Regions from separate parts of the Homo sapiens genome. Here region 2 is linked to region 1. A link is an interaction called in ENCODE POLR2A ChIA-PET data of the cell type or tissue named here. Cell type or tissue: A673. All regions are shown on one strand. Links, peaks and the distances in the headings refer to the core of each region. The heading gives the core; the rest is flanking DNA.

Evidence for each region. Peaks named below come from ENCODE experiments on the same cell type or tissue, not always from the same donor. Only the 100,000 strongest peaks of a DNase experiment are listed, where the experiment ranks them.
Region 2: POLR2A ChIA-PET joins it to region 1 with 13 read pairs; 2 of 35 experiments call an interaction of 5 or more read pairs at or near these places.

What each region holds. Positions count from the first base shown.
Region 1 is chr16:67,568,023-67,583,908 of GRCh38, reverse strand. It overlaps CTCF (CCCTC-binding factor), which reads right to left. Exons shown (of 12, transcript NM_006565.4): 2 at 12,645-12,761. Among named protein-coding and RNA genes, the nearest start is that of CTCF, 13 kb to the right of the region's middle. In A673, for the core only: no CTCF peak of the experiment used is centred there; no DNase peak of the experiment used is centred there; H3K27ac peaks cover 1,527 bases.
Region 2 is chr16:68,323,296-68,338,584 of GRCh38, reverse strand. It overlaps PRMT7 (protein arginine methyltransferase 7), which reads right to left. Exons shown (of 19, transcript NM_019023.5): 5 at 13,753-13,902; 6 at 9,411-9,519; 7 at 1,014-1,126. It also overlaps the pseudogene RNU4-30P. Among named protein-coding and RNA genes, the nearest start is that of PRMT7, 20 kb to the right of the region's middle. In A673, for the core only: a CTCF peak has its summit at 9,772 (motif pointing right); DNase peaks (open chromatin) are centred at 5,874 and 9,784; H3K27ac peaks cover 1,251 bases.

The DNA.
Region 1 (15,886 bases), core at 6,739-14,738:
ATTTACATCTGCAGTCCAAGAAATATAAAGCAGAATCCCTGTGTCAGGCAAAAATGCTACAACATAAAATACAACTTACCAGAATGCCCTTTTCTCCCTCCATTAGGATATGTTTTAAACTAGAAAAGCTGCCCGAAAGTCAAGGATTAATCACTGTATACTCTTGCTTACTACTCACCACACAGAGCATCAAGATATATGCTCTTTTGTTTTTTTTTTTTTGAGACCAAAACTCACTCTGTCGCCCAGGCTGGAGTGCAATGGAGCAATCTTGGCTCACGGCAACCTCCACCTTCCAGGTTCAAGTGATTCTCCTGCCTCGGCCTCCCGAGTGGCTGAGATTATAGGCATGCCCCACTACACCCGGCTAAGTTTTGTATTTTCAGTAGAGACAGGGTTTCACCATGTTGGCCAGGCTGGTCTTGAACTCTTGACCTCAGGTGATCCACCTGCCTCAGCCTCCCAAGGTGCTGGGATTACAGGCGTGAGCCACCGCGCCTGGCTAGATATATACTCTTTTCCTCAAAAACCCTCAGCAACCTAGGACATTTTAGGACTCATTTCCTCCTTCCTTATTGGGGAAGATAATGTGTATCATCTACTTCTTTCAAAATAAGAAGTAGGCTGGGCGCCATGGCTCATGCCTGTAATCCTAGCACTTTGAGAGGCCAAGGCTGGAGGATCACTTGAGGTCAGGAGTTAAGAGACCAGCATGGCCAACATGGTGAAACCTCATCTCTACTAAAAATACAAAAAATTAGCCAGGCGTGGTAGTTGGTGCCTGTAATCCCAGCTACTTGGGAGGTTGAGGCAGGAAAATCACTTGAACCTGGGAGGCGGAGGTTGCAGTGAGCCGAGATCGCACCACTGCACTCCATCCAGCCTGTGCAACAGAGCAAAACTCCGTCTCAAAAAAAAAAAAAAAGAAAAATAAGAAAAAAAAGAAATTGGAGATTTAAGTTCAGTGTGTGAAAAATGTGTAGAGTATTTACAGCTATATACGTGATAGGATAATCTACATAGCTGTTAACTAAGACAGACCTCTATGTCACCCTATCTGTAAGTCATTAAACCAGCAAATATCTACCACTTAGAAAACAAGAACAGGACCAAAAAAGGTTTGATTAAAAAAAAAATCTCAAAGTCTATGCACTCAAATTTACAATAAACTTGGCTCTCAGAGTCAATGTTCATATTTTATTTAATTTATTTTTTTGACACAGAGTCTCACTCTGTTGCCCAGGATGGAGTGCAGTGGCGCGATCTCGGCTCACTGCAACCTCTGCCTCCCAGGTTCAAGTGATTCTTGTGCCTGAGCCTCCCAAGTAGCTGGGATTACAGGCACCCACCACCATATTCGGCTGATTTTTATATTTTTAGTAGAGACCGAGTTTCATCATGTCGCCCAAGCTGGTCTTAAACTCCTGAACTCAAGCGATCCGTTCGCCTCAGCCTCACAAAGTACTGGGATTACAGGCATGAGCCACCCTGCCTGGCCAATGCTCGTATTTTAGAAATAATTCAATTAATGAGGAATAGGTAGAAACAACATACTAGAGGCAAAAAGTCAGGGCAAACAAGGACTGCTATGCCCAAAGGAACAGTTCAGAAAACTAAAGCATGCACACATGCCACTTAACATCCAACAACAAAGTTCCTACTAATTTGAAGTAACAGAAGATTTTTTTTTTTTTTTTTGAGACGGAGTCTTGCTCTGTGGCCCAGGCTGGAGTGCAGTGGCACGATCTCGGCTCACTGCAAGCTCCGTTCATGCCATTCTCCTGCCTCAGCCTCCCCAGTAGCTGGGACTACAGGTGCCCACCACCACACCCAGCTAATTTTTTGTTTTAGTAGAGACGGGGTTTCACCGTATTAGCCAGGATGGTCTCCATCTCCTGACCTCGTGATCCGCCAGCCTCGGCCTCCCAAAGTGCTGGGATTACAGGCATGAGCCACTGCACCCGGCCAACAAAAGATATCTAACAGAGGCTGTGTGAGGTGGCTCACACCTGTAACCCCAGCACTTTCGGACGCTGAGGCAGGTGGATCAACATCAGCCCAGTCAACATGACAAAACGCTGTCTCCACTAAAAACACAAAAATTAGCGCTGTGTGCTATGGCTCACGTCTGTAATCCCAACACTTTGGGAGGCCGAGGTGGGTGGATCACCTGAGGTCAGGAGTTCTAGACCAGCCTGGCCAACGTGATAAAACCTCATCTCTACTAAAAGTACATGATTAGCCGGGTGTGGTGGTGCACGACTGTAATCCCATCTACTCCGGAGGCTAACGAAGGAGAATCGCTTGAACCTGGGAGGCGGAGGTTGTAGCGAGCCAAGATCGTGCCACCACACTCCAGACTGGACAACAGAGGAAGACTCTGTCTGAAAAAGATAAATAAAATAAAAATAAAATAAAATAAGCCAGGCCTAGTGGAGCATGTCTGTAATCCCAGCTACTTGGGAGGCTAAGGCACAAGAATCACTTGACCCCAGGAGGCAGAGGTAGCAGTGAGCCTAGATCATGCCACTGCACTCCAGCACGGGAGACGGAGTGAGACTGTCTCAAAAAAAAAAAAAAGAAAAAGATCATCTAACAGGAAAAACGTTCACAACACGCAGCAAGGTTACAAAGGAGGATGCAGAATAGGATTCCAACCTAATTAAAAATAAGTAAGGCCGGGCCAGGTGCAGTGGCTCACGCCTGTAATCCCAGCACTCTGGGAGGCCGAGGCAGGTGGATCAGGAGGTCAGCAGATCGAGACCATCCTGGCTAACACGGTGAAACCCCGTCTCTACTAAAAACACAAAAAATTAGCTGGGTGCGGTGGCGGGTGCCTGTAGTCCCAGCTTCTCGGGAGGCTGAGGCAGGAGAATGGCGTGAACCCGGGAGGTGGAGCTTGCAGTGAGCCAAGATAGCGCCACTGCACTCCCGCGTGGGCGAAAGAGCGAGATTCCATCTCAAAAATAAATAAATAAATAAAAAATAAGTAAATCCTGGTGCGGTGGCTCACGCCTGTAATCCCAGCACTTTGGGAGGCCGACGTGGGTGGATCACCTGAGGTCAGGAGTTCTAGACCAGCCTGGCCAACATGGTGAATCCCTGTCTCTACTAAAAAAAAAAAAAAAAAAAAAAATTTGGCCAGGCGTTGGGGCAGGTGCCTCTACTAAAAGTACAAAATTAGCCGAGTGTGGTGGTGCACGCCTGTAATCCCAGCTACTCTGGAGGCCGAGGCAGGAGAATCACTTGAACCCGGGAAGCAGAGGCTGCAGTGAGCTGAGATTGAGCCACTGCACTCCAGCCTGGTGGACAAGAGCGAGACTTCGTCTCAAAAATAATAAATAAATAAATAAATACATAAATAAATAAAATAAAAATAAAATACATAAATAATTAAAAAACTAAGCTGGGCATGGTGGCTCACACCTGTAATCCCAACACCTTGGATGGCCTGGGAGGAGGGGATTGCTTGAGGCCAGGAGTTGAAGGCCAGCCTGGGCAACACAGTAAGACCCCATCTTTACAAAAAAAATTAGCTGGGCCTGGTGATACGCACCTACACTCCTAGCTACTCAGGAGCTTGAGGCCAGATGATCACTTAAGGCCAGGAGTTCAAGGTTATAGTGAGCTATGATCACACCACAGCACTCTAGCCTGGGCAACAGAGCGAGAGTCTGTCTCTAAATTAATTTAAAATAATCATTATAATTTAACAAACTAGACAAACAGCAATCCCAGTTATCCCACCTTAAGTCAGGACAGCATTACATCTTGCATGGACCAATGCAATGGCCTTCTAAACAGTTTCCCTGCTTCCCCTCTTGCTCCATTACCCACCATTTTTCACACAGCGGCCACGGATTTCTAAAATGTAAATCCATTATCAGCAAGAAGACTTCCCTTCTGAAACCACCATGCTGAAAACTCTTAAAGTCCAAACTCTTTCACATGGCCTACCAAGTGCTTCAGGGCCCTATCAGCAGATCTGCATCCAGCCTGACATACTCGCCTCTAATCACACTGAACTTCTTTCAGTAGCCAGAACATTCTAGGTCTTTCCTTTCCTGCCTCTGGGCCTTTGTACATGCCATTCCCTCTTCTAGGAATATACAAGCAATTCTCTATGTTTACACTAGTACACGAGCCTAAAGATGTGTATATAAGAAGGCTATCTACTACTAGGGTATTTTTCTCTAATGGCAAAAGATTAAAAACAAGCTGGGCGTGGTGGCTCATACCTGTAATCCCAGCACTTCAGGAAGCCTGGGCAGTTGGGAGGCCAGGGCAATTGGGAGGCCGAGGCAGGTGGATCACCTGAGGTCAGGAGTTTGAGACCAGCCTGGCCAACATGACGAAACCCTGTATCTACTAAAAATACAAAAATTAGCCGGGCATGGTGGCATGTGCCCATAATCCCAGCTACTCGGGAGGCTGAGACAAGAGAATCGCTTAAACCTGAGAAGCAAGGATTGCAGTGAGCCGAGATCACGGCACTGCACTCCAGCCTAGGTGACAGAGCAGCAAGACTCCGTCTCAAATAAAAAAAAAACAAAAAAAAACAAAGATTGAAAACAACTCAAACGTCTAGAACAACGTGTATAGTAAGCTACTATTTGTGCTTTATTTTTTATTTTTATTATTTATTTATTTATTTTGAGACGGAGTTTCACTCTTGTTGCCCAGGCTGGAGTGCAATGGCGATCTCGGCTCACTGCAACCTCCACCTCCCAGGTTCAAGCGATTCTCCTGCCTCAGCCTCCCGAGTAGCTGAGATTACAGGCGTGTGCCACCACACTCCGCTAATTTTTGTATTTTTAGTAGAGATGGGGTTTCACCATGTTGGTCAGGCTGGTCTTGAACTCCTGACCTCAGGTGATCCACGCACCTTGGCCTCCCAAAGTGCTGGGATTACAGGCGTGAGCCACCACGCCCGGCCTTTTATTTTTATTTATTTATTTTTGAGACGAAGTCTTGCTCTTGTCCCCCAGGCTGGAGTGCAATGGTGCAATCTCGGCTCACTGCAACCTCCACTTCCCGGGTTGAAGCGATTCTCCTGCCTCAGCCACCTGAGTAGCTGAGATTACAGGCGCCTGCCACCACGCCCAGCTAATTTTTGTATTTTTAGTAGAGATGGGGTTTCACCATGTTGGCCAGGCTGGTCTCGAATTCCTGACCTCAGGTGATCCGCCTGCCTCGGCCTCCCAAAATGCTGAGATTACAGGCGTGAGACACCATGCCCGGCCTATTTGTGCTTTTTTAAAAAGATACATAAACTTGGCCAGGCACATTGGCTCATGCTTGTAATCACAGCAATTTGGGAGGCCGAGGTGGGTGGAACACTTGAGGCCAGGAGTTCGAGACCAGCCTGGCCAACACGGTGAAATCCCATCTCTACTAAAACTACAAAAATTCGCTGGGCATGGCCGCACATGTGTGTAATCTCAGCTACTTGGGAGGCTGAGGCACAAGAATCACTTCAACTCAGGAGGTAGAGGTTGCAGTGAGCCAAGATCACGTGTCTCACTCCAGCCTGGGCAACAGAGTGAAAACCCTGTCTCAAAAAAAAAAAAAAAAAAAAAAAAAGATACATAAACTCATACATTTGAATATACGCAGAATTTTCTTTGGATGGATACATCAGAAATTGGTATTTATTGCCTCTGAGGAAGAAAAATGAGAGATCAGAGGCAAGACTGAGGATTACTTTTCATTATTAACATTTTGCACTGTTTGAAGTATTTCCCCCTCATGTTCTTACATTAAATGTGGTGGTTACAGAAAATTTCCATAGCACAATTATATTTTGTTTAAAAAGTTGTATTATATGTACATGCCTGTTAATAAAAGTGCAAAGTCAACACACCAGACTATTAATAGTCTTCAGCTCTGGGAAAACAAAGTTAAGGGATTCTTTAGGTTCTAATGTAATTCTACAATCATTAGACTCTTCCAAAGAATGAAACTAAACATTACTTGGGTAATATTTAAACAAAGTTTAAGACCAAATTTAAGTGAGGATCACTGCAAGAACTGCCTCTGCAACCTCAATCCCCTCTAACAGCTGGGCAGATGCAGGAGCTTCCTCCTGCCTTACTCTCCTCCTGGCTGCACTTCTATAACTGTTCCAGTGGCCCTCTCGATTCCACTCAAGAAGTCTAGACTGGCTGGGAGCGGTGGCTCACGCCTGTAATCCCAGCACTTTGGGAGGCCGAGGTGGACGGATCACAAGGTCAGGAGATGATGAGACCATCCTGGCTAACACAGTGAAATCCCGTCTCTACTAAAAAAAATACAAAAAAAAAAATTAGGCAGGCGTGGTGGCAGGCGCCTGTAGTCCCAGCTACTCAGGAGGCTGAGGCGGGGGAATGACATGAACCCGGGAGGCGGAGCTTGCAGTGAGCCAATATCGCACCACTGCACTCCAGCCTGGGCAACAGAGCGAGACTCCATCTCAAAAAATAAAAAAAAAAAAAGAAGTCTAGACATTACTGCCAAGTAAACTAGGCAAAAACACCTTTTATCATTTCATTATCCTTTTTTTTTTTTTTTTTGAGACAGAGCCTCCCAGGTTCACACCATTCTCCCACCTCAACCTCCTCAAGTAGCTGGGACTACAGGCGCCCGCCACCATGCCTGGCTAATTTTTGTATTTTTAGTAGAAACGGGGTTTCACTGTGTTAGCCAGGATGGTGTCGATCTCCTGACCTCGTGATCCGCCCACCTCGGCCTCCCGAAGTGCTGGGATTACAGGTGTGAGCCACCACGCCCGGCCCATTTCATTACCTTTATCAGAAAGTTTCAGTGCTACTTCCTACTGTACTGCATTCCCTTTTCCTTTAAAAATTATGCAATACAGGCAACAGGAGAAAGCTTAAAGAAACCTACCTATAGGTTTTATACACACATTCTGGCTTATATCCAAATTCGCAGTCCCCTCCCCAATATATACATATACTTACTCTCACGAGATCATACCATACATATTGTTTGATAATCTGCTTTCTTTGTACTTTGTTTCAAATATCTTGCCATTTCAACATATTTTTTATACATAATGGCTACACAACATTCTATTATAAGGCCAGGCACGGTGGCTCACGCCTGTAATCCCAGCACTTTCGGAGGCAGAGGCAGGCGGATTACGAGGTCAGGAGATCCAGACCATCCTGGCTAACATGGTGAAACCCCATCTCTACTAAAAACACAAAAAATTAGCGGTTCTAGCTACTCAGGAGGCTGAGGCAAGAGAATGGTGTGAAGCCGGGAGGCGGAGTTTGCAGTGAGCAGAGATCGTGCCACTGCACTCCAGCCTAGGTGACAGAGGGAGACACCATCTCAAAAAAAAAAAAAAAAAAAAACATTCTATTATAGGGATGTATCATAATTTAACCAGTCACCTATTGTTAAATATTTTTATAGCCAGATTTTGGTAATTCTGCTTTAATCTAAGAAAAGAAAAAAAGTATTTGCATTAAAAAAAATTACACAAACTATACAAAACCAACAAAAAGTGACCCCCAAACCAAACTACCCTCACACTACTAGTTTTGACTGATGATTTCCACGTCTGTTTAGTCTTTTTTCCCTAGGCATTCATTCATCCAAATAATTACTTATTGAGCTTCTGCTATACGCCAGGTTTTAGTTTGGGATTTTCTTTACTTTTATTCCATAATAATTAACTTTTTGGTATTATGCTATTAAAAAACCTCTCTCATAAGCATTTTGCTGGTTAACAGCCTTCCGTTTTTTTTTTTTTTTTTTTTTTAAGACAGGGTCTCACTCTGTCACCCAGGCTAGAGTGCATGCAGCCTTAACCTCCTGGGCTCAGGTGATCCTCCCATCTCAGCCTCCCAAGTAGCTGAGACTACAGGTGTGCACCACCACACCTGGCTACATTTTTTTTTTTTTTTTTTTTTACAGACAAGGTCTCACTAAGTTGCCCAGGCTGACATTCATCTTTTTAAATGGGTTAGGGTTTTATATCCCTTGCAACATGCAACGAGACCTTGTTTTCTTACCCACTTCTCTACTGCTCAACAGATTTTCTGATAAATCTAACCCATTTTCCTATGGCACAATATTTCCGTTTAGTTCATTAACATTTGTATTATCTGGTGGTCATCGAAGTTCAGTTTAATGCAAAATATATACAATAACCAACTTGGCTGGGCGCGGTGGCTCACGCTTGTAATCCCAGCACTTTGGGAGGCCAAGGTGGGCGGATCACCTGAGGTCAGGAGTTTGAGACCAGCCCAGCCAATATGGTGAAACCCCGTCTCTACTAAAAATACAAAAATTAGCTAGACATGGTGGCGCACCTGTAGTCCTAGCTATTCAGGAGGCTGAGGCAGGAGAATCGGTTGAACCCGGGAAGCAGAGGCTGCAGTGAGCCGAGATTGCACCACTGCACTCCAGCCTGGCGACAGAGCGAGACTCCATCTCTCAAAAAAAAAGAGGAAAGGGAAGCCCAAGGAAGTCACCTCTAATAGAACTGCCCTGCCCAAGGCCATATAGCTATTAAGCTGCATGGCCAGGACTTGGAGTCCTAATGGGATTAAAATAAAATTCATCCTCCCAAAGTGCTGGGATTATAAGCATGAGCCACCACGCCCAGCCTCAGAAAACTTAATTCTTACTTACTTATTTGTTTATTGAGACAGGGTCTTACTCTGTCACCCAGGCTGAATGAAATGCAGTGGTGGGACCACGGCTCATTGCAACCTCAACCTTCTCAGCTCAGACGATCCTCCGGCCTCAGCCTCCTGAATAGCTAGGACTACAGGCATGCAACACAACGCGTGACTAAAGAAAATGTAATTCTTTTTTTTTCCTCTATCCACAAGGACATATGGAAAAAATGTAATTCTTAAATGCCACTTATGTTAAGAGCAATATGTTAATAACAATACTTAGTAATTGTAAAACACACAGTTAAGAATAGATGCTTTTGGCTGGGCGCAGTGGCTCACGCCTGTAATCCCAGCACTTTGGGAGGCCGAGGCAGGCAGATCAAGAGGTCAGGAGATCAAGACCATCCTGGCTGACAAGGTGAAACTCTGTCTCTGCTAAAAATACAAAAATTAGCTGGGTGTGGTGGTGGGCGCATGTAGTCTCAGCTACTTGGGAGGCCGAGGCAGGAGAATGGTGTGAACCTGGGATGCGGAGCTTGCAGTGAGCCAAGATTGCACCACTGCACTTCAGCCTGGGCAACAGAGCAAGACTCCATCTCAAAAAAAAAAAAAAAAAAAAAAAAAAGATGCTTTTGGCTGGGCGTGGTGGTTCATGCCTGTAATCCCAGCACTTTGGGAGGCCGAACTGGGTGGATCACCTGAGGTCAGGAGTTTGAGACCAGCCTGGCCAACATGGCAAAACCCCATCTCTACTAAAAATACCAAAATTAGCCAGGCGTGGGGGTGAACGCCTGTAATCCCAGCTACTCGGGAGACTGAGGCAGGAGAACTGCTTGAACCTGGGAGGGGGAAGTTGCAGTGAGCCGAGATCACGCCACTGCACTCCAGCCTGGGCGACACAGTGAGATTGTCTCAAAAATAAATAAATAAAGTAGTCCTCTTAACAAACTGGCAAATCTAAAGAAGTGTTTCCTTGAGGTCTGTGAACTGCTTTAGCAAACTAATGGAACCCAAGAAAGAGGTCGTGGGAAACTCAACTTGAAGCCAGTTGGTCAGAAGCTCTGAAGGAATGGGCTTGTGACTGGTAGGAAGGACAGGTGGTCTTATGGGACTGAACCCTAAACGTGTGGGATCTGACACCATCTTGGGTAGATGGTGTTGGATGACACCTAGTTGGCATACACTGTTTGGTGTGTGAGGAAAATCCCTCCACCCCATCTTTGGTCACGTAAGTCTTTTTTTTTTTGAGATGGAGTCTCGCCTTGTCGCCAAGCCAGAGTACAGTGGCATGATCTCGGCTCACTGCAACTTCCGCCTCCCGGGTTCAAGCGATTCTCCTGCCTCAGCCTCCCCAGTAACTGGAACTACAGGCACGCACCACAACGCCCGGCTAAATTTTGTATTTTTAGTAGAGATGGGATTTCACCATGTTGGTCAGGATGGTCTCAATCTCTTGGACTTGCAATCTGCCCACCTTGGCCTCCCAAAGTGCTAGGATTACAGGCATGAGCCACTGGGCCCAGCCACGTAAGTCTTCTTTTGTGTTGATGGTGGTTGTTATGTGAAAGCAAAGGAAAAACCTGGGCTTGAGAGTTTTTCCCTACACAAATACTACAAGGACAAAGTAAGGAGCAGGATAGCAGAGCTGTTCTATAGCTCAAATGTATTGCTTCTCAAACATATCCACTATAGAACCTATACAGAGAGAACTTCCCACCCTCAGGCACTCATGCTCATTTTGTTGAAGACCTATGTTATCTTAATCATACAGTTTTCATTCTGCTCCAAAAATGTCTATTTGTTTTAATATAACAATATTTAATATTTATTTATTTATTTATTTTTTGAGACGGTCTTGCTCTGTCACCCAGTCTGGAGTGCAGTGGTGTGATCTTGGCTCACTGCAACCTCTGCCTGCCTCCTGGTTCAGGTGATTCTCCTGCCTCAGCCTCCCGAGTAGTTGGGATTACAGGCACGCACCACCACACCCAGCTAATTGTCTTCTTGGGGTTTTTTTTGTTGTTTTTTTGAGACAGAGTCTCACTCTGTTGCCTGGGCTGGAGTGCAGTGATTTCAACTCATTGCAACCTCCGCCTCCCAGGTTCAAACAATTCTTCTGCCTCAGCCTCCCGAGAAACTGGCATTACAGGTTCCCGCCACTACACCCAGCTAATTTTTTGTATTTTTAGTAGAGACGGGGTTTCACCATGTTGGCCAGGCTGGTCCCGAACTCCTGACCTTGTGATCCGCCCACCTCAGCCTCCCAAAGTTCTGGGATTACAGGCGTGAGCCACCGCGCCCAGTCTTTTGTTGTTTTGGGGGGGGGGGCGGGGGGGGGCAGACAGAGTCACTCTGTCGCCCAGGGTGGAGTGCAGTGACACAATCCTGGCTCACTGCAACCTCTGCTTCCCAGGTTTAAGCGATTTTCCTGCCTCAGCCTCCCAAGTAGCTGGGATTACAGGCACCCACCACCACACTCGGCTAGTTTTTATATTTTTAGTAGAGATGGGGTTTTACCATGTTGGCCAGGCTGGTCTGGAACTCCTGACCTCAAGTGATCTACCTGCCTTGGCCTCCCAAAGTACTAGGATTACTGGGATTTTGGAGGCCTTGGCCTTCCAATGTACTGGGTGTGAGCTACCGTGCCTGGCCAATATTTAATATTTAATCACTGACCAGTTAAATTACTTAACTCACCACCTCCTCTATGACTATAACTGAAGTTCTAGGAAGATGGGTCATGTTTATCTTTCTTGTGACTCCAAGTACCCCGAAATCATACCACCTGATTCCCTAAGGGTATTCATATCCCAGTTTGAGAAACAGGGATCTAAGCAATTAAGCTAGTCATAACACTTGAAAGTGATTAACGTGTTCCTATAAACCCATTCCCTAAACTCTTAAAGGTTCGATTTCTCAATAGTTTTTAAATCAGCAACTTTTGGTATGCACTCTGTGTCAACACTCCTAAAAGAACCTGCAGGGCGTAAGTTATTTTTGGAGTGACAGAATACTACCACAGACCTTCTCCTTCCCATCTAGCAGGATAACAAGTTGCCCATTTGGAAAATAAAGGTTTGAAGAATAACAGAACTTTCATTCCTATTCCCTTCTCTTTATTTGCTCCAGGCAGAGCTTGTAAGAAAAATCTTAGTAGTCATTTAGATGATTCATTCACATAAGCTTATCTAATCCTGGCATTTGTAATTTCCACTTCTACATTCCTTTTTGCCATTACACATGTACGATTAAATTATTTTCACATTTTTCTAGGGTCTGAAAAAAATGTGCTTTCCGGTACCGTGAGAAGAGATAATTTTTACAACCAGAATCCCACTTTGTTGTTTATGAGATCCCAAAGCATAGTAGATTCCAATATTTATAGAAGGTCTGTTCCAAGTTCCATATAATGTCCATTATATTTTATAGCAAAAATTACAGGCTAAATTAAAATGATAATCACTGTCACACTCTGACGCAAAATGGGCAATGAGCTAGGCTAACTCAAATTAAGACAATTTTTATCCAGGATACCAGGTTCCCCAAGAACAGGATTCCATCTGTTTCTTATCAAAATTACAAGTAGCCACAGGTCATGGACTTTCTTTTCAGTTCATTTGCCAATAGTCAAAATACACATTCCAAGGGTTTCTACAGAAAAGCAGCCACAATTTCCTGGGATCTTTCTATGTACATGTTCAGAATAGTACTTAAAGCTTTACAAAACACATTCTCATTAACGGAGAATAGTCTCTGAGATTGGTGGTGTTATTCTCTCACAAGTGAGGACTACAGGAGTAGACAGGTTAAAGTAACTTGCCCCATATTACCCAGCTAGTATATCATCGTAAAGAGTTTCAAACCCAGGACTCTGATTATGAAGCCTGTATGCTCTCAATCACCTGATATCCTGCATCCCCTATATTCAAGAATTAGCCAACAAATCCTCCAACTCCAGGAGGGTTATATTACTACCATTTTTAAGATAGAAAAAATGGAAATAGCACTTACCTCTCCGTGGCTGCAAAGTCAGTTTGAGGAGGGAAAATAGAACCCAGCTCTCAAGCCCCTGGTCAGCAATCTGTCCACTAGCGCATCTTGTTCTTTGGCTTCAGGTCCGTAATCATTCTAAAAGAAAAGCACAAATCATTTTATGAAACACTAAATTCATACAAATACGCATATAGTATGAAAAAAAATGAGGGAAAACTGAAGACAGAAAAAATTGGGAAAGAAACAAAACACCTGTTCATGTCATGTCACTAACCGAGCCATTCCATAAATGTCCACCATCAAGCCAATAACAAAACATTCATTTATTTTTTCACACATTTGCTAAATATATAAAGGACTAAAGGTTTCTAAGTAGCAAAATAGTACTCCAGGCTCACACCAGTAATCTTAACGCTTTCGGAAGCCAGGGTGGGAGACTCACCCAGGAGTTTGAGGCTGTACTGAGCTGAGATTGTGCCACTGCATTCCAGCCTGCTTGACAGAGTGAGAGATCTTGTCTCAAAAAAAAAAAAAAAAAAAAAGGCCAGGCGCGGTGGCTCATGCCTGTAATCCCAGCACTTTGGGAGGCCAAGGCGGGCAGATCACGAGGTCAGGAGATCGAGACCAGCCTGGCTAACATGGTGAAACCCCGTCTGTACTAAAAATACAAAAAATTAGCCGGGTGTGGTGGCAGGCGCCTGTAGTACCAGCTACTTGGGAGGCTGAGAATGGTGCAAACCTGGGAGGCAGAGCATGCAGTGAGCCGAGATCGCACCACGGCACTCCAGCCTGGGCGACAGAGCGAGACTCCGTCTCAAAAAAAAAAACAAAACAAAACACTCCACTGCAATATTGCAACCAAATAATGGCACACATATTCAAACTACCAAAAAATTAATTATTGGCTGGGCGCAGTGGCTTACGCCTGTAATCCCAGCACTTTGGGAGGCCGAGGCAGACAGATCACGAGGTCAGCAGATCAAGACCATCCTGGCTAACACGTGAGACCCCGTCTCTACTAAAAATACAAAGAAAAAAATTAGCCGGGTGTGGTGGCGGGTGCCTGTAGTCCCAGCTACTCAGGAGACTGAGGCAGGAGAATGGCATGAACCCGGGAGGCGGAGCTTGCAGTGAGCCGAGATCCTGCCACTGCATTCCAGCCTGGGCAACACAGCGAGACTCCGTCTCAAAAAAAAAAAAAAAAAATTAATTCTTATGGCTGCAGTAATGGCTCTCTAACAGTTTATTTCCGTATCTTTAGCAAGTAGTGGTCTTACTGATTAAGTTTGTTCATGCCACAAGTAAAGGCTATGCTTTCCAGTTTAGTAAGATAACTGGGGAAGCCAAGGCAGGTGGATCACCTGAGGTCAGGAGTTTGAGAACAGCCTGACCAACATGGCGAAACCCCATCTCTACTAAAAATACAAAAATTAGCCAGGCGTGGTGGCACACGCCTGTAATCCCAGCTATTCAGGAGGCTGAGGCAGGAGAATCGCCTGAACCCAGGAGCCGGAGGTTGGAATGAGCCGAGATCGCGCCACTGCACTCCAGCCTGGGCGACAGAGCTAGACTCCGTCTCATTAAAAAAAAAAAAAGATAACTGGCAAAAGGAGCTTTTACTGACCTTTGAAAATCCTAGAAGCATAGCAATGAAACAGTTTTTTTAGTCGAATAACGGAATACTTTGTTAGATGGCATCTTTTCACCCTAAATTACAAAATGAACTGTCAAGCTTCAAGCAAAGGTAGAGTGGAACCTACCTCTAAAGAAAAAGAAAGAAAGAAAGAAAGAAAATCCCAGGCCAGGCACAATGGCTCACACCTGTAATCCCAGCACTTTGGGAGGCCAAAGCGGGCGGATCACGAGGTCAAGAGATTGAGACCATCCTGGCCAACATAGTGAAACCCCGTCTCTACTAAAAATACAAAAATTAGCTGGGCATGGTGGTGCAGGCCTGTAAACCCAGCTACTCAGGAGGCTGAGGCAGGAGAATCGTTTGAACCCAGGAGGCGGAGCTGCAATGAGCCAAGATCGTGCCACTGCACTCCAGCCTGGCGACAGAGTGAGACTCTGTCTCAAAAAAAGAATAAAATAAAATCCCAAATGAAATAAAGAGCTAAATTTGAACTAAGTGTTTCCAAATAGGCCAGGCACAGTGGTTCACGCCTGTAATCCCAGCACTTTGGGAAGCCAAGGCAGGCGGATCACAAGGTCAGGAGTTCAAGACCAGCCTGACCAACATAGTGGAACCTTGTCTCTACTAAAAAAAATACAAAAATTAACCAGGCGTAGTGGTGTGTGCCAGTTATCCCAGCTATTCAGGAGGCTGGGGCAGGAGAATCGCTTGAACCCAGGAAGCAGAGGTTTCAGTGAGCCAAGATCACACCACTGCACTCCAGCCTGGGCAACAGAGCAAGACTCAGTCTCAAAAAAAAAAAGAGTTTCCAAATAATATAGCCAGGTGTGATGGCTCACACCAGCAATCCAGCACTTTGAGAGGCCACAGCAGAGGACTGCTCGAGCCTAGGAGTTCAAAGCCAGTCAGGGCAACATGGCAAAACCCCGTCTCTACAAAATACATAAAAATTAGCCAGGCAGGCCGGGCACAGTGGCTAACGCCTGTAATCCCAGCACTTTAGGAGGCCCAGGCGGGTGGATCATGAGGTTAGAGTTCGAGACCACCCTGGCCAACGTGGTGAAACCCAGTCTCTACTAAAAATACAAAAACTAGCTGGGCATGGTGGTATGCACCTGTAATCCCAGCTTCTCAGGAGGCTGAGGCAGGAGAACTGGTTGAACCCGGGAGACGGAGGTTGCAGTGGGCCACCATCGCACCACTGCACTCCAGCCTGGGTGACAGAGGAAGACTTCGTCTCAGGGAAGAAGAACAACAACAAAAAAAAGGCCAGGCATGGTGGCTCACGTCTGTAGTCCCAGCACTTTGGGAGGTCGAGGTGGGTGGATAACCTGAGGTCATGAGTTCCAGACCAGCCTGGCCAACATGGTGAAACCCCGTCTCTACTAAAAATACAAAAATTAGCTCGGCACGGTGGCAGGCACCTGTAATCCCAACTACTCCCGAGGCTGAAGCAGGAGAATCACTTGAACCTGGGAGGCCGGGGTTGCAGTGAGCCCAGAACATGCCACTGCACTCCAGCCTGGGAGACAGAGTGAACTCCATCTTAAAAAATATATATATATACACGTATACATATATATGCCAGGCATGGTGTTGTGTGCCTGTGGTCCCAGCTACTTGG
Region 2 (15,289 bases), core at 2,048-10,047, 760 kb before region 1:
CCAGGCTGTGCTTCCTCCGCCCCACCTCACAAGGGGACTCCCTGGTCCGGACTGTCTCCCTCCACACTCTCCACAGTGACCTCAACCATGCCCTCTTCACTGAGTAAATCCATGCATCTCTGGGCCTCTTTGCTTGGCTGACCTTTAGAGAGCTCAAACTCTGTGTAAACCAGAAGAATCGCCCTCACCACTTCCCAACCTTCCCAAGGCTACCCCTCTTCCTGCACTCCCCGTCAACAGGAAGCACCACCATCCAATCCAGGTGCCCAAACCCTAGCATCGATATCTCTACACCTAAGGGACCACCAACTCCTGGGACCACCTATCAGGCCTCTGTCTACAGCCTTAGCTGAGGCCCACTGTACCACAGCGTCTGGACGATTCCACAGCCTTTTAACCCACCCGCAACCTCCAGCCCTATACCCCAACTGCCCTCCACACATCTGCCTGCATAAGTCTGCTGTCAATCCTCTGCTTCAAACCCTCCTGTGATGCCACCCCACCTTCTAATGACAGCTACCCTCTGGGCATGGCCCCCAAACCCCACTCCATCTAGCCCCTGCCCAGCTCTCTAGCCTCAGTTGCTAAGCCCATCTCTCCTGCCTCCCACACAGCACAAAATCCAAAGCAGGCTCCGGAGCCACCGCACCGATTCAGTCTCACGTCTAGCACGTGCTGCTCTCCTCTACCAGAAATATTCCATCTGCCAGGCCAACACCTGATCACTTCTCAAGACTGACAGCTCAAGCATCGCCTTCCTGAGAATATTTGCTGAACTTAACTGAATTTGAATATAGTTTCTTGCTTTTCAACTCTAACCTATTAAGATTTGGCATTCAAGGGACATGAAAGTTTTAAGTGAGGAGAACCAGAGCCCCCCCAGGAATGGAGGGGTGTCCCAGGTGTATCAGAGGTGCTGAGGGCTTGGGCTGTGTGGGACACGGTGCATGAGTGAGTGCTATGTGAGCTGGCTGAGACCACAGACACGTCTGAGGGAGCCCTCCGTCTACTACCTCCACGAGATGCCTGTGTGCGTGCTCATAGGAGGGCAGCGCCCCCTCCCCGATCAGCTCTGTGTCAAACAACTCTGTGACCAGGATGTTGGCACGGCATGGCATGTCACCCTCTGAAAAACACAAGAAAACAGAGTTGGACATAAGCAACAGACTAGGAAAAATATTTACAGCAAATATGGGAAAGATAAGTGGTTAAGGGGCCATCACGCTAAAAGCACATATACATGCTGAGGTATTCAGAAGTGTCAGGATGTCTGCAACTGACTTGCCAATGGTTCAGGAAAAAAAAAAAATCCATATGTAAATGTATGACAAAACGCTAATTGATAAATCTAGGGTAAGGGATCATAAGTGTTTACTGTACTGCTCTTACAGCTATTCTGTATGCTTAATATTGGGAGGGAGACTGCAAAAAATGATAAGAAAACTATAAATACCCAATGGATTGAGTTCAGGAGTTTGAGATCAGCCTGGGAAACATGACAAAACCCCATTTCCACAAAAAATACAAAAATTAGCCAGGCATGGTGGCTCACGCCTGTAATCCTAGCACTTTGGGAGGCCAAGGCAGGAGGATCACTTGAAGCCAGGAGTTCAAGACCAGCCTGGCCATCATGGCGAAACCCCATCTCTACTAAAAATACAAAAATTAGCCAGGTGTGATGGCACACGCCTGTAACCCCAGCTACCCAGGAGGCTGAGGCATGAGAATCACTTGAACCTGGGAGGCAGAGGTTGCAGTGAGCCGAAATTGTGCCACTGTACTCCAGCCTGCGCGACAGAGTGATCCAGCCTGCGCGACAGAGTGAGACTCTGTCTCAAACAAACAAAAAAAACACACACCCAAAAAGAAACCAGGTAAAAATATAAACAGAAAATTCAAAACAGAAATCAAACTTATGAAAACTTTTTCATCCCTATTAGCAATTAGAGAGATATAAATTAACAATTAAACTATTAACCACTAAATTAGAAAAATTATTTGAAAAGCAAAAACAGAATGCTGGTATGTCAAATACTTCTAGGTTGCAGGGAGAGGGAGGGAAAGCCAAAGCAAGACAACAAGGTTCTCTGATGATCTTCCAGCTACTGTGAGTTAGGCTCTGGCAGCCAAAATTGAGATCCATGACTTAGAATCCCCAGATCACTATGGCAAATTCCCTTAATGAAAGCGCCTTGTCACCAAACAATCTCTTAAATAACAGTTGTTTTAGGACAGTAGGATTTTAGAGAAGAGTAGGATTTGGGAGGGATCTTCTGTTAACTGTTTTCTAAACCTCAGTAATGTACTGCTACTTCTACAATTATAATTTTTAATGAGCCAAGAGCCAAAATAGACTTTGGAAGGGGCTATTCATCAGGGAGAATTAACTGTAAACACTTTTAATGCCTCATGAATTATAATCTGACAAAGCCCACTCATTTCCCCTACACAGAGCACAAGTCTCACAGATGACACAAGGAAAAGAGAAGCATGAAAGCAGCTGACAGGGGCCGGGCGCGGTGGCTCCCGCCTGTAATCCCAGCACTTTGGGAGGCTGAGATGGGCAGATCACCTGAGGTCAGAAGTTTGAAACCAACCTGGCCAACGTGGTGAAACCCTGTCTCTACTAAGAATACAAAAATTAGCCAGGCGTGGTGATGGGTGCCTGTAATCCCAGCTACTTGAGAGGCTGAGGCAGGAGAATCACTTAAACCTGGGAGGCAGAGGTTGCAGTGAGCCGAGATCACGCCACTGCACTCTAATCTGGGCCAGAGTGAGACTCCATTTCAAAAAAAAAAAAAAAAGAAAGAGAGCAGCTGATAGAAGAGCACAACAGAGACAGCGTGAACCTCGAGCTCGAGGCTGGAGCCTGGCCTGGATCTCACTTCCTATCCCTGAGCCCTCCGTTCTGACCATCAGTTGCCTCATCAGTAAAACGGGTGAATGGGCTCTGTCTCATGTGGTGGTGGTCGGGATGATGAAGATAAAAAAAAAAAAGCACACTTCCTATGAAGCTCACCTGTGCTCCATGACAGTATCACGTGGAGGAGCTTAAGAAGAAACTTCTGTCTTCTGCCACAGAGACCACCCTCCCGAGAAGCCCTGCCCATCCTCTCTGATGTCACATCAAACTCCAACTGGAATACACTGTCCAAAACTCATCCCACCCACCCCAGCTAACACGCCTGCTCCTCCCTCCAGGGTTTCTGCCTCAATCAATCAATGAGTCACATAGTCCAGGAATCTGGGCATCATTTACTAGTTCCAGGACAGCAGGACCGCTGACTGCCTGTCCACTACTGTACCCCAGCACCCACAAGGTCTAGTGCCCCGTAACAGTCAACACACATTAGATAAATTATTGATTTCTGTCACCCTACAACCCACTGATCACCCACTCTGCCAATTCTATCTCCTGAATGTTTAAACCAATTATATAACTTAAAATGCTTTATAGTCCAAATTGCTTCATTAAAATAAAAATCAAGAGCCAGGCACAGTGACTCACACCTGTAATTCCAGCACTTTGAGAGGCCAAGCTGGGCTGATCACTTGAGGCCAGGAGTTCGATACCAGCCTGGCCAATGTGGTGAAACCTTGTCTCTACTAAAAATACAAAAATTAGCCGGGTGTAGTAGCACGCGCCTGTAGTCCCAGCTACTCAGGAGGCTGAGGCATGAGAATTGCCTGAACCCGGGAGGCAGATGTTGTAGTGAGCTGAAATTGCCCCACCATACTCCATCTTGGGTGATACAGTGAGACTGTCTCAAAAAATAATAAAAATTAAAAAAAAAAAATTCAAGCTTTATGGTCCAGTGCATTTTAACAAGTACTTCTTGAGGGCCTGGTATTTTGAGTGTGACTGCTAATGTATAAGGGCACGGGGTGGGGGAGTCTGAAGCAGGTAGCCACCCCAGGAGCTTCCTAAGCCCTTTCCAAATGAACAAAATGGACGGATGAACACACGCTGCTCCCTGGGTTGGCTCTCCACAAGCCTCAGCATGTAACCCAGCTCTGGGGAACAGGCAACTTCAGATGCCACTTTTAAAAAGGGCTGAGAGCAGAACCTTGGAAAGTATACATCTGGAGCAGAAAGAAAGCAACACAGGAGAACCAAGATGAAGAGATGTCACTAAGGTCCAGGGAGAGTTTCAAGAAGGAAGGAATGGCAGAAGTACCAAAGCGGCAGTGGTTAGAGAGGAAAAGCAGAGGAAAGACCACCCAACTTGGCAATGAGGAAGCCACTTGTCAGGCTGAGGATCGGAAACAAAGTCACATTTACAAGGGATTATGGATGAAGCACAACTGACAATCTACTCACTTTACAAAAATTACCTAACTCCTTTACATGACAGGCCCGGAGCAAATAACGGAATGGAATAGTTAATACAACCCACGCAGTGCATGACCTCAGGATGCCTCAGCTGGGTGGGGATACAGACATTAAATACATAACTACATAATGATTTAATGATTGCAGTGGTAAGCGCTATGAAGAAAAGTATTACGAAATTGGCCAGGCGTGGTGGTTCATGCCTGTAATCCCAGCATTTTGGGAGGCCAAGGCAGGCAGATCGCTTGAGGTCATGAGTTCAAGACCAGCTTGGCCAACATAGTGAAACCCCATCTCTACTAAAAATACAAAAATTAGCCAGGTGGTGGTGCATGCCTGTAATATCAGCTACTTAGGAGGCTGACGTGGAAGGATCACTTGAATCCGGGAGGTGGAGGTTGCAGTGAGCCGAGGTCATGCCACTGCACTCCAGCCTGGGCGACAGAGCCACTCTATCTAAAAAAAATTTTTTTTTTTAATAAGAAATCATATGAGGGGCCTGGCCTAAGCTGAGGTGTGTGTGAACAATGCTGCCTGGAGGCAGAGTCAGCATACTTCATGGCCAAGGCTGCCCTGCAGATCAGTCTCCCTGCCGTCAAAATGGATAAATTTTCAAGAATAAATGATCTCGCCAGGTACAGTGGCTCCCATCTGTGATCCCAGCACTTTGGGAGGCTGAGGCAGAAGGACTGTGTGAGGCCTGGCGTTCAAGACCAGCCTGTGAAACAAAGCGAGACCTAGTTTCTTTTCTTTTCTTTTTTTTTTTTTTTGAGCCAGAATTTTGCTCTTGTTGCCCAGGCTGAAGTGCAATAGCGCAATCTCGGCTCACCGCAACCTTTGCCTCCCAGGTTCAAGCAATTCTCCTGCCTCAATCTCCTCAGTAGCTGGGATTACAGGCATGCACCACCACACCTGACTAATTTTGTATTTTTAGTAGAGACAGGTTTCTCCAAGTTGGTCAGGCTGGTTGCTACTCCCAACCTCAGGTGATCCGCCAGCCTCGGCCTCCCAAAGTGCTAGGATTACAGGCATAAGCCACTGCACCCAGCCGCAAGACTTAGTTTCTAATAAAAATTTAAAAAAACAAAAAAATTAGTTGGGTATGGTGGCGCCTGCCTGTGGTCCCAGCTACTCAGGAGGCTGAGGCAGGAGGATCACTTGAGCCCAGAAGTCGAGGCTGCAGTGAGCTGTGTTCGCATCACTGTACTCCAGCCTAGGCAACAGAGTGAGACTGTCTCAAAAAAAAATAAATAAATGAATCAATCTCCACTCTGGCCATAGTGGAATAAGTGGGATCAGGCTTACCCTCCGGCTGTTATCAACTAGAAAACTGGGCAAAATATATGAAACAAGTGTTTTCAGATGTTGAGCAAGAGGCAACACAGTTTGCTCCCTAAGAAGGGAAACAAACCAAGTAACCCTTACCCTGCTCTGGCTATCAGCCAGGAGACCCTTTCCAGACCACAGTATAGGGTAAGAGGTGACACAGAGCACGGCAGTCTTGCTGAGTTAAACAGACAGGAAACGAGTTCAGGGAAGTGGAAGCAGCTGGAACTTGCCAGGCAGAGAATCAGAGAGGAAATTACACAGAAAAAAAGCCTTCAGAATGCTGCACAGGGTTCCTCTAGGGTCTGTGTTAATACATTCACACACACACAGGGTAATACTCTGTGAAGCCGAGCAAAGGTTGCATGAGTGATAACAATCTCCGGAGCTCTCAGAGGCCTGGGAAACATTCAAGTTCTGATCAGCCAGACAAGGGAAACCCTGCTGAGCACCTAGAGCTCTCAGCAGACACTCCAGAAAGGTTACAGTAACTGTCTGGCTAAACAGCCTTAGAGCAGTGGTTCTCAACAGGTGGCAATTTTACACACTCGAGACCAAGGAAGACGTGGCAGTCTGGAGACATTTTTAGTTGGCAAGAATGGTGGGAGGAGGGGAGTGCTACTGACATCCACTGGGAAGAGGCCAGGGACACTGCTAAACATCCTACAATGCAAAGGACAGGGTCCACAACAAAGAATTATCAAAATGTCACATAGTTGGAGAATGCCAAAACGTCACAGCACTACTGTTGAGAAGGCCTGACTTAAAGCTACTCTAACCCCACTCCAAAGAAAGCTTAAACAAGCCCTGAAAGGATCAATCTGAACTGCAAGTAACCCAACTGCATGCCAAAGTTTAAAAAGCAAAACCAACGAAGTCTAGCACTCAACAATGGGGAATTCCAAATAGCCACAGCATCCAAACAAAAATGGTTAGACATGTGAAGAAGGAAAATGTGACCCAGAATAAGGATAAAAATGAGTCAAGAGAACAAACCCAGAAAAAACAAAGATGGTGGGAACAGAAGATAAGGATGTTCAAAAAGCTAAAATAAATGTGCTTATAGAAAACTATGAACATGAGAAAAATGGAAGTTATGAAAAAGAATCAAGTGGAACTTTCAGAGATTAAAAAATACAATATCAAAAATGAGGCCAGGCACAGCGGCCCACGCCTGTAATCCTAGGACTTTGGGATGCTGAGGTGGGAGAATCGCTTGAGCCCAGGAGTTTGAGACCAGCCTAAGCAACAAACTGAGATCCCATCTCTACAAAAAAAAATTTTTTTTAAGTTAGCCAGGCATGGTGGCATGAGCCTGTGGTCCCAGCTACACAGGAGGCTGAAGCAGGAGGACTGCTTGAGCCCAGGAGGTCAAAGCTGCAATAAGCCATGCTCACACCCCTGCACTCCAGCCTGGGGGACAGGTCAAGATCCTGTCTCAAAAAAAAAAAAAAAAGAACAACAAAGAAAGAGAAATGAAAAGTTTACTAAATATACTTAACAGCATATTAGATGCTGCAAAAGAAAAGATCAGTGAATCTAAAGACCTATCCAAGAAATCCCTGTCCATCAACAGGTAGAGAGATAAACAAGTTATGGTACATCTATCTAATAGAGTGCTGCTCAGTAACACAAAAGAACGGACCCCCAAGACATGAACAGTGTGGAAGAATCTTACCAGCATCACGCTATAAAAAAGAGAGCACACACACAGAAGAGTCCACACTTCTTTGATTCCACTTCCTTGAAATCCTAGACAGGCAAATCTAATCTATAATGAAGTCTATGAGTGGGTGCCTAGGACCAGGATATGGGGGGACTGATAGAAAGGGTTATGAGGAATCTCTTTGGGCATGATGGAGATGTTCTATTATCTTCATTATGGTGATGGTGGTTACAAGTGTGTTTATATTTGTCAAATATCCATAATGAAAATGGATATTCATTTAATGTAAATCATACTTCAATAACGTTGATTGTAAATGGAATGATTTGAGCACTCTATTGTATATTTTAAAAATAAAAAAGATAGGCCGGGCGCGGTGGCTCACACCTGTAATCCCAGCACTTTCGGAGGCCGAGGCAGGCTGGTCACCTGAGGTCAGGAGTTCGGGACTAGCCTGGCCAACACGGTGAAACCCCGTCTCCACTAAAAATACAAAAATTAGCCAGGCATGGTGGTGCACGCCTGTAATCCCAGCTACTCATGAGGCTGAAGCAGGAGAATCGCTTGAACATGGGAGGCAGAGGTTGCAGTGAGCTGAGATCCTGCCATTGCACTCCAGCCTGGGCAACAGAGTGAGACTCTGTCTCAAATAAATAAATAAATAAGATAGTACCCACTTCTTTTGTACATGTTTCAGATTCTCCATTAAAAAAAAATTGTTAAATGGGAGAATAATGTTGACCTTAGGTAGAAGCTTCAATTCAGAATGATACTGCATTCTCCAAAACCGTGGTGAAAAAGCCAGGTGCAGTAGTGCACACCTGTAGTCCCAGGTACTTGGGTCGCTGAGATGGGAGGATCACTTTAGCATAAGAGTTTGAGTCCAGCCTGGGCAACATAGTAAGACCCTATCTCCACAAAAAATTAGAAAAAACCCATGGTGTTATCCATAACTTCACCACAGTTTTTCCTTTGCAAATCTTTCAACTATGTTCTCTAAGTGTCAGTGGCATGTGAAATTTTCAAAGACTGAAACAAAGTTCTAGACTATAAAAAATATTCTGGAGGCCAGGCATGGTGGCTCACGCTTATAATCCTAGCACTTTGGGAGGCTGAGGCAGGCGGATCACCTGAGGTCAGGGGTTCAAGACCAGCCTGGCCAACATGGTGAAACCCCGTCTCTGCTAAAAATACAAAAAGCAGCCAGGTGTGGTGGCAGGCACCTGTAATCACCGCTACTTGGGAGGCTGAGGCAGGAGAATCACTTGTACCCAGGAGGTGGAGGATGCAGTGAGCCAAGATTGCACCACTGCAATGCAGCCTGGGTGACACAGTGAGATTCCGTCTCAAAAAAAAAATATGTGTGTGTGTGTGTGTGTGTGTACATATACATATTCTGGAAACCTTAAGAGACAATGCTATACAGGAAAATTGTTCATGTTGTATGCAGAAGCAGAATGTCAGAACTACTCTCGCCATTCTCCTGCCTCAGCCTCTCCAGTAGCTGGGACTACAGGTGCCCACCACCATGCCTGGCTAATTTTTTGTATTTTTAGTAGAGATAGAGTTTCACCGTGTTAGCCAGGATGGGTGAACCCAGGAGGCAGAGCTTGCAGTGAGGCAAGATAGCGCCACTGCACTCCAGCCTGGGCGACAGAGTGAGACTCTCTCTCAAAAAAATAAATAAATAAAAGAACTAAGTACTTTCTGCCTGATGAAACTCAGAGTTGAGCTTTGAGCAGTGGCAGTATCGTAGCCAATGAGGTTTATCCAAGGCGTAATTATTGGTAGTTGAAACTCAAGAGTTGAGCCCCATAAGAATTCCAATTTGCTTAAAGCAAATGTAGGTTTTGTTTGCGTCTCCATTGCTGGACCTGACTAGCTCTAGTCTACTCCTTGTTGACTAGTTTTAACTAGCAGGAAAATAAACATCAAGAGAAACCAAGTCCTTACTGTCAGAGCTCCACACAGAGAGGTCCCACTTCTATGCTATGACCTGGATTTGTTCCAGGTAACTGGAATAACCCTTTTCCTCTCTCACACAAGAGCAAGCAAAGCTTTCAACACAGGGTGTGTAAATCTCACCTGGACCTACAGTCACCTCGGTGGAATGCTTGTTGATAACCTTAATCTTATCACTAAAGCCATTTTTCTCCACAATCTTCACAGCAGCATCAGCCATAGGCTTGAAAACCTAGAAAATAGAGCCGAAACCCAAGGAAAAATGAGCAATAAATTAAACAGTAGTCTGACCTTTAAGGTGAGCAAGCTATTCCTTGATTCTGGTCCTAAGATATGTAACTTAAATACTTTATTCTCCAAATGTGCATCATGAAAAAGGGCTGAGATTCAGCTGGCTTTAACTTGTGATTAGGGACTCTCATTCCGTGCCAGGCACAGCGGGGATGCCGGGGATCCTGAGGAGGCTGCACTACTTAGTAAGAGCAGTAGGTGTCAGTACCGCACAAGAGGACGCCAAAAAGCCAGGAAAGGGACTTGCCTCACGAACCTGGGAGGCGTGCTGTGCCCTCCAGAGGAGAGCAGACTGTAGGTGTGAGTAAGTAGGTCATCCTCTGGGCTCAAAATTGTCCCAAATCCCCACTGTTGGCAGAACACAGCCTCTATTTTCTTATGGTGCAGCAGTGCCTCTTGTCCATGGGGGATACATTTTAAGACCCTTGGTGGATGCTTGAAACCTCAGACAGTACTGACCCTTATGTATACCATTTTTTTTTTTTTTTTTTTTTTGCTATACATACATACTGTTCCATGGTGGGCAGCTCTATGCAAACCTACCCCAACAGGCCACGGGAGCTGAGAGGCTGAGGAAAGACTGGCAAATCCAGCTTCTCAGAAAGACACACTTTATAGAGACATACAAACAGAAGCCTTGTCTCGGGCAGTGAGAAACTGGGCCCCCACACTGTTATGGCTCAGACGCAGGGCTTACATACCACAGGGAATTTGACGAAGGGCAGGATTTACGGTAAGTATGTATTTATGATAACATCAAAGTTGTTCTGACCTGAGGGCAGGATTTACATCAAAGTGCATGAGAGCGGAAATTTTAGAGGCATTCCTGAAGCTGGGGTTGGTCAGAAGTCAGCGTGGAGGATTAGCATTCACAGTGGAGCTGCTTCAGCCTCCAAGCTTACCTATGACCAGGTTTAATTTATAAATTAGGCACAATAATAAATATAAATAATAATTTATAAATTAACAATAACTAAAAATAGAACAATTATGTAATAATACTCAGAATGGTACACAACTTACAACTTATAAATAATTTCTGGAATTTTCCATTTAATTTTTCTTTTTTTTTTTTTTGAGAAGGGTCTCACTCTATTGTCCAGGCTGGAGTCCAGTGGCATGATCACTGCAGCTTCCACCTCCCAGGCTCAAGCAATTTCCCACCTCAATCTCCCAAGTAGCTGGGACTACAGGCGTAGATCACCATGCCCAGCTACTTTTTGTAGAGGCGGGGTTTTGCCATGTTGCCCAGGCTGGTCTCCAACTCTGGGACTCAAGGTTTCCACCTGTCTCAGCCACCCAAAGTGCTGGGATTACAGGCGTGAGCCACCGCACCTGGCTCCATTTAGTATTTTTGGACCTCAGTTGACCACAGGTAACTGAAATCACGAAAAGTGAAACCATAGATAAGGGGAAACTACTGCTTTGGAGGCCCTCCCTTACCTTCCCAGTCTTCCTCCCCCATTCCCCCAACAACCAACACTCCAGCCACAATGATCTCATGATCACTGAGCCTTCCCTATCCTGGCCCCACCTGCCAAATCAAACCCCACTTCCCAGGGCAGCATGAATCCCCCATCCAGAAGTCTTCCCTGAACTCTTCGAGTTTCCCTGAACATAAATAAGCACCTCCAACTCTTTGTTTTCAACTTATCCAGTCTAGATTCCACAGCCCCAAGAGCTCTAGCATGTAAAACAAACAGACTCACGTGTGGCCCTACACACGAAGTGGAAACCACAAAATGATACCGAGACTGTTCCTGATAAGATTTTCCTTTTTTCTAAATCCTTTTCTGTATTTCCCACATTTTCTACCATGAATACTATATTTTTTACTATAATCAAGGGACAAATGCTGTATCCTTTCGTAAAGAGTACTTACGTGAGCAGCTCCAGTTGTGCAATTGATTAGCGCGCAGTATTTACATGGAATACACACACATGTTCTCCTAGAAAAATCTTCATCATCTATTTCAAATTATTTCTAGGATTTGCCTTGATGTTTTTAGATGTGGTTTGAGGGCCTTAAACCCTAGTTCTCACCAATCACTTTGCCTCCACCCTGACAATATCCAAAGCCAGTGTCGTCCCTCACCCCTGCTGCCTTCTGACTCATCAGTCACCTCTCCCTGAACCTGCAAGCTGGTACCTTCACACCTCCTTCTCCTCAGCCCATCAAGAAGCTCAAGATCTCACCCAAAACACTACCAGGAGTGGACACTGAAGATGACCTCCCGACATCCATTCTGTGTCCTCCTCTCCCCTGAAATCAGGTGAGGGTGCAGCGTGGGGAACTGACCTTTGCAGTGGTGCACTTGTCTGAGCTAAGAGTAACTGAATCCCTCTTGCCAGAGATAAGAAATGAGATTTAACCTCATTCTAGCCGATGGTACCCAAGGAGAGGTTTGCTATAATAGAAATTCCTGGGAAAGTTATTCTTACTTTTAAAAAAGAGGAACAAGGCAGGGCGCAGTGATTCACACCTGTAATCCCAACACTTTGGGAGGCTGAGGTGGGGGGATCCCCTGAGATCAGGAATTCAAGACCAGCCTGGCCAACATGGCGAAACCCTATCTCTACTAAAAATATAAAAATTAGCCAGGTGCAGTGGTACATACCTGTAATCCCAGCTATTTGGGAGGCTGAGAAAAGAGAATTGCTTGAACCCAGGAGGCGGAGGTTGCGGTGAATAGAGATCACGCCACGAAAAAGATAGCAAAAAACTACTCTACCTTAAACCACAGTGATTTTGAGGCTTTGTTATTTCCAACTCAATCACTACATGAACCCAATTTTGTAGGGAAAGTATTTATATACATGCTCCCTGCCTGCCCCCAAAACTTGGAAGAATATACACCAAAATGTTAACAGTACTTAACTTTGGGTCAACATACTATTTTTATTTGGTATTTACCAAATTTCCTATAATAATATGCATTATTTGTTTTATGAGAAAAATAACATGTTTAATTTTTAATTTTGTTTGGTTTTTAATTTTTCTTGCTCTGTGGGCTCAAGCTGTTTAATGTTTTATTAAAGAAATGACAAATTGGTAAACATAAGAGAGCTGACTCCATAGGGACATTTAAGGTAGTGGTTCTCAACCTTGCCGCACATTCCCAAGTCCCAAGGCTCAGGCCTCACCCCAGAAAAGTTAAATCAAAATCTGTTAGGGCTGGGGACTAGGCATAAGGTTTTTTTGTTTTGTTTTGTTTTGAGATGGAGTCTCACTCTGTCGCCCAGGCTGGAGTGCAGTGGCGCAATCTCGGCTCACTGTAACCTCTGCCTCCTGGGTTCAAGCGATTCTCTCGCCTCAGCCTCCTGAGTAGCTGGGATTACAGGCGCGCATCACCACACCCGGCTAATTTTTGTATTTTTAGTAAAGATGGAGTTTCACCATGTTGGTCAGGCTGGTCTTGAACTCCTGACCTCATGATCCAAGCCTCGGCCTCCCAAAGTGCTGGGATTACAGGGGTGAGACACTGTGCCCAGCCTTTGTTTCGTTTTGATTTTTTTGAGATAAAGTCTCACTCTGTCACCCAGGCTGGAGTGTGGTGGTGTGGGGGCATGTATTTAAATACTTTCCCCTACAAAACTGAGTTCATATACTGATTAGTTGGAAACAACAAAGTCCCACAATAACTGGCTTAAACAAGGTAGAAGTAATTTTTTGCTTTCTTACATGAAGTCCAAATCATGGCTCACTGCAGCCTTGACTTTCCGGGCTCAAGAGATCTTCCCATCTCAGCCTCAAGAATAGCTGGAACACAGGCACATGCCACCATGCCCAGCTAATATTTAAAAGTTTTTCTGTAGAGATGGGATCTCACTATGTTGCCCAGGCTGGTCTCAAACTCCTGGGCTCAAGCAATTGTCTTGCCTCACCCTCCCGAAGTGCTGGGATTACAGGCGTGAGCCACTGTGCCCAGCCTGTAAGTATTTTCTAAAGCTCCTAGTGATTCTGATGTGCAGCCTAGGCTGACAGAGGAGAAAATTAGCTCCTGGAGGAAGGAACTGTGTCTGACTCATCTCTATACGCTCAGAGCCTGGCTCTGTGCTTGGCACAGAGTGAGCACTCCATGAATGTTTGTGAAGGAACAGACGGGGAAAGTGCAAGAGCATAGGGGATTTCCCATGCAAGATGCAGGACACACACCTGAAGGGAATGGCTTACCTCGATGGCATAGCAGAAGTCGGCACCTGCTGTGACCGCCATCATTGACAAGAGTCCCGTGCCAGTGCCAATGTCGAGAACCAAGGCCTTCTGTCCTCTGTCCTTCACCCTGCTCACGGCAGCCCGGATACCTTGGTAGTATTTTACATTCTAAGGAAGACATGGCCGTCACTTACTACCAGTTATTATAAGTAAGTGGAAAGGTGCTTTGCAAAGTTCTAGAGTCACAGCTGGCAGTGGCAGTGCAAGTCAGGGCCCTATGGCCTTTCTGGCCCCTGGCAGAACAGCTCTGGCTGAGTTGGGCAGGTCTTGTGAGTCAGCCCCTTGCCCTTTATTAAGCGACTGTCCCTGCTCCACACTCACTCTTCTATCCTCTACTAAGTGATGCCAGAGCCCTGCAAACCATGTTCTCCTTTTTCCAACTGTTAGGTACAGCCAAAAGGGGGACCAAGAGGGCGACTGGAAGGTAGGAGGACAGAGCAGGCTTGCTCCTTTCTGCATGCTGCTGTTCTCATCAGGGTCCTCTCGGTAGGGGCAGTTGATTGCAGACTCCAACTTTTCCCAATGATCCCATAACCAGCTCCTTGGGCCCCTCAGAGCTGCAGCCGTACTTGGACAGTGGTCCACAGGATCTCTCCTCAATGCTTGTGGCTTCTGGAAATCCTAATCTTCTCGTTTAGTTTCTCAGCCCTAGGCAAGGTAACTGCTCCCTGCAATCTCTACTGTTAGGTTACTCAGCGTTCCCATTTGCTTTCTAGCCCTCCCACAGCTGGGTAGCCAGCTCCTTGTGTTAAAGCCGCTCTGCTGCAATATGTATGGCTTGTTTTCCTTTACCGACTCTAACTCAGAGAGCTTCACTAAAAAGTATTTTCCCCATCAGAAAATAACTTCTTTGCATCTTGAAGATTTTTACTTCTGTCTTTAGTAAACACATACATCTTTCATCTATAACGGTCTGACTCAATAGGCACAGTGACCCTTCTGTTGAAAATAACTAAAGATGATGGAAAAAATATGTGCAAATCTTTTAAATAGACTGATGACCTGCCAAGTTAGTAAGAAATATTAAGAGGCTATTAAAATTTAAGGTAATTTGTTAAATAACATTAGACAGCTAATACAGAACTGGCATCAAAAGGGTGATATCCTCTGACCACAATGCAAAACAAGTCAAAAATCTTAATATCAGAAACACAACTGAAGAAAAAAAATTTTTCATACATTAAGAAACACACTTCTAAACTGATAGGCAAAAGACTAAATCAGACTGGAATTAGAAAATATCTAGAACTGAATATTCTTTAGAATTACCAGGCCGGGTGCAGTGACTCACATCTGTAATCCCAGCACTTTGGGAGGCTGAGGCGGGTGGATCACTTGAGGTCAGGAGTTGGAGACCAACCTGGCCAACATGGTGAAACCCCATCTCTACTAAAGATACAAAAAATTAGCCAGGCATGGTGGCGCATGCCTGTAACCCCAGCTACTTGGGAGGCTAAGGCAGGAGAATCACTTGAACTCGGGAGGTGGAGGTTGC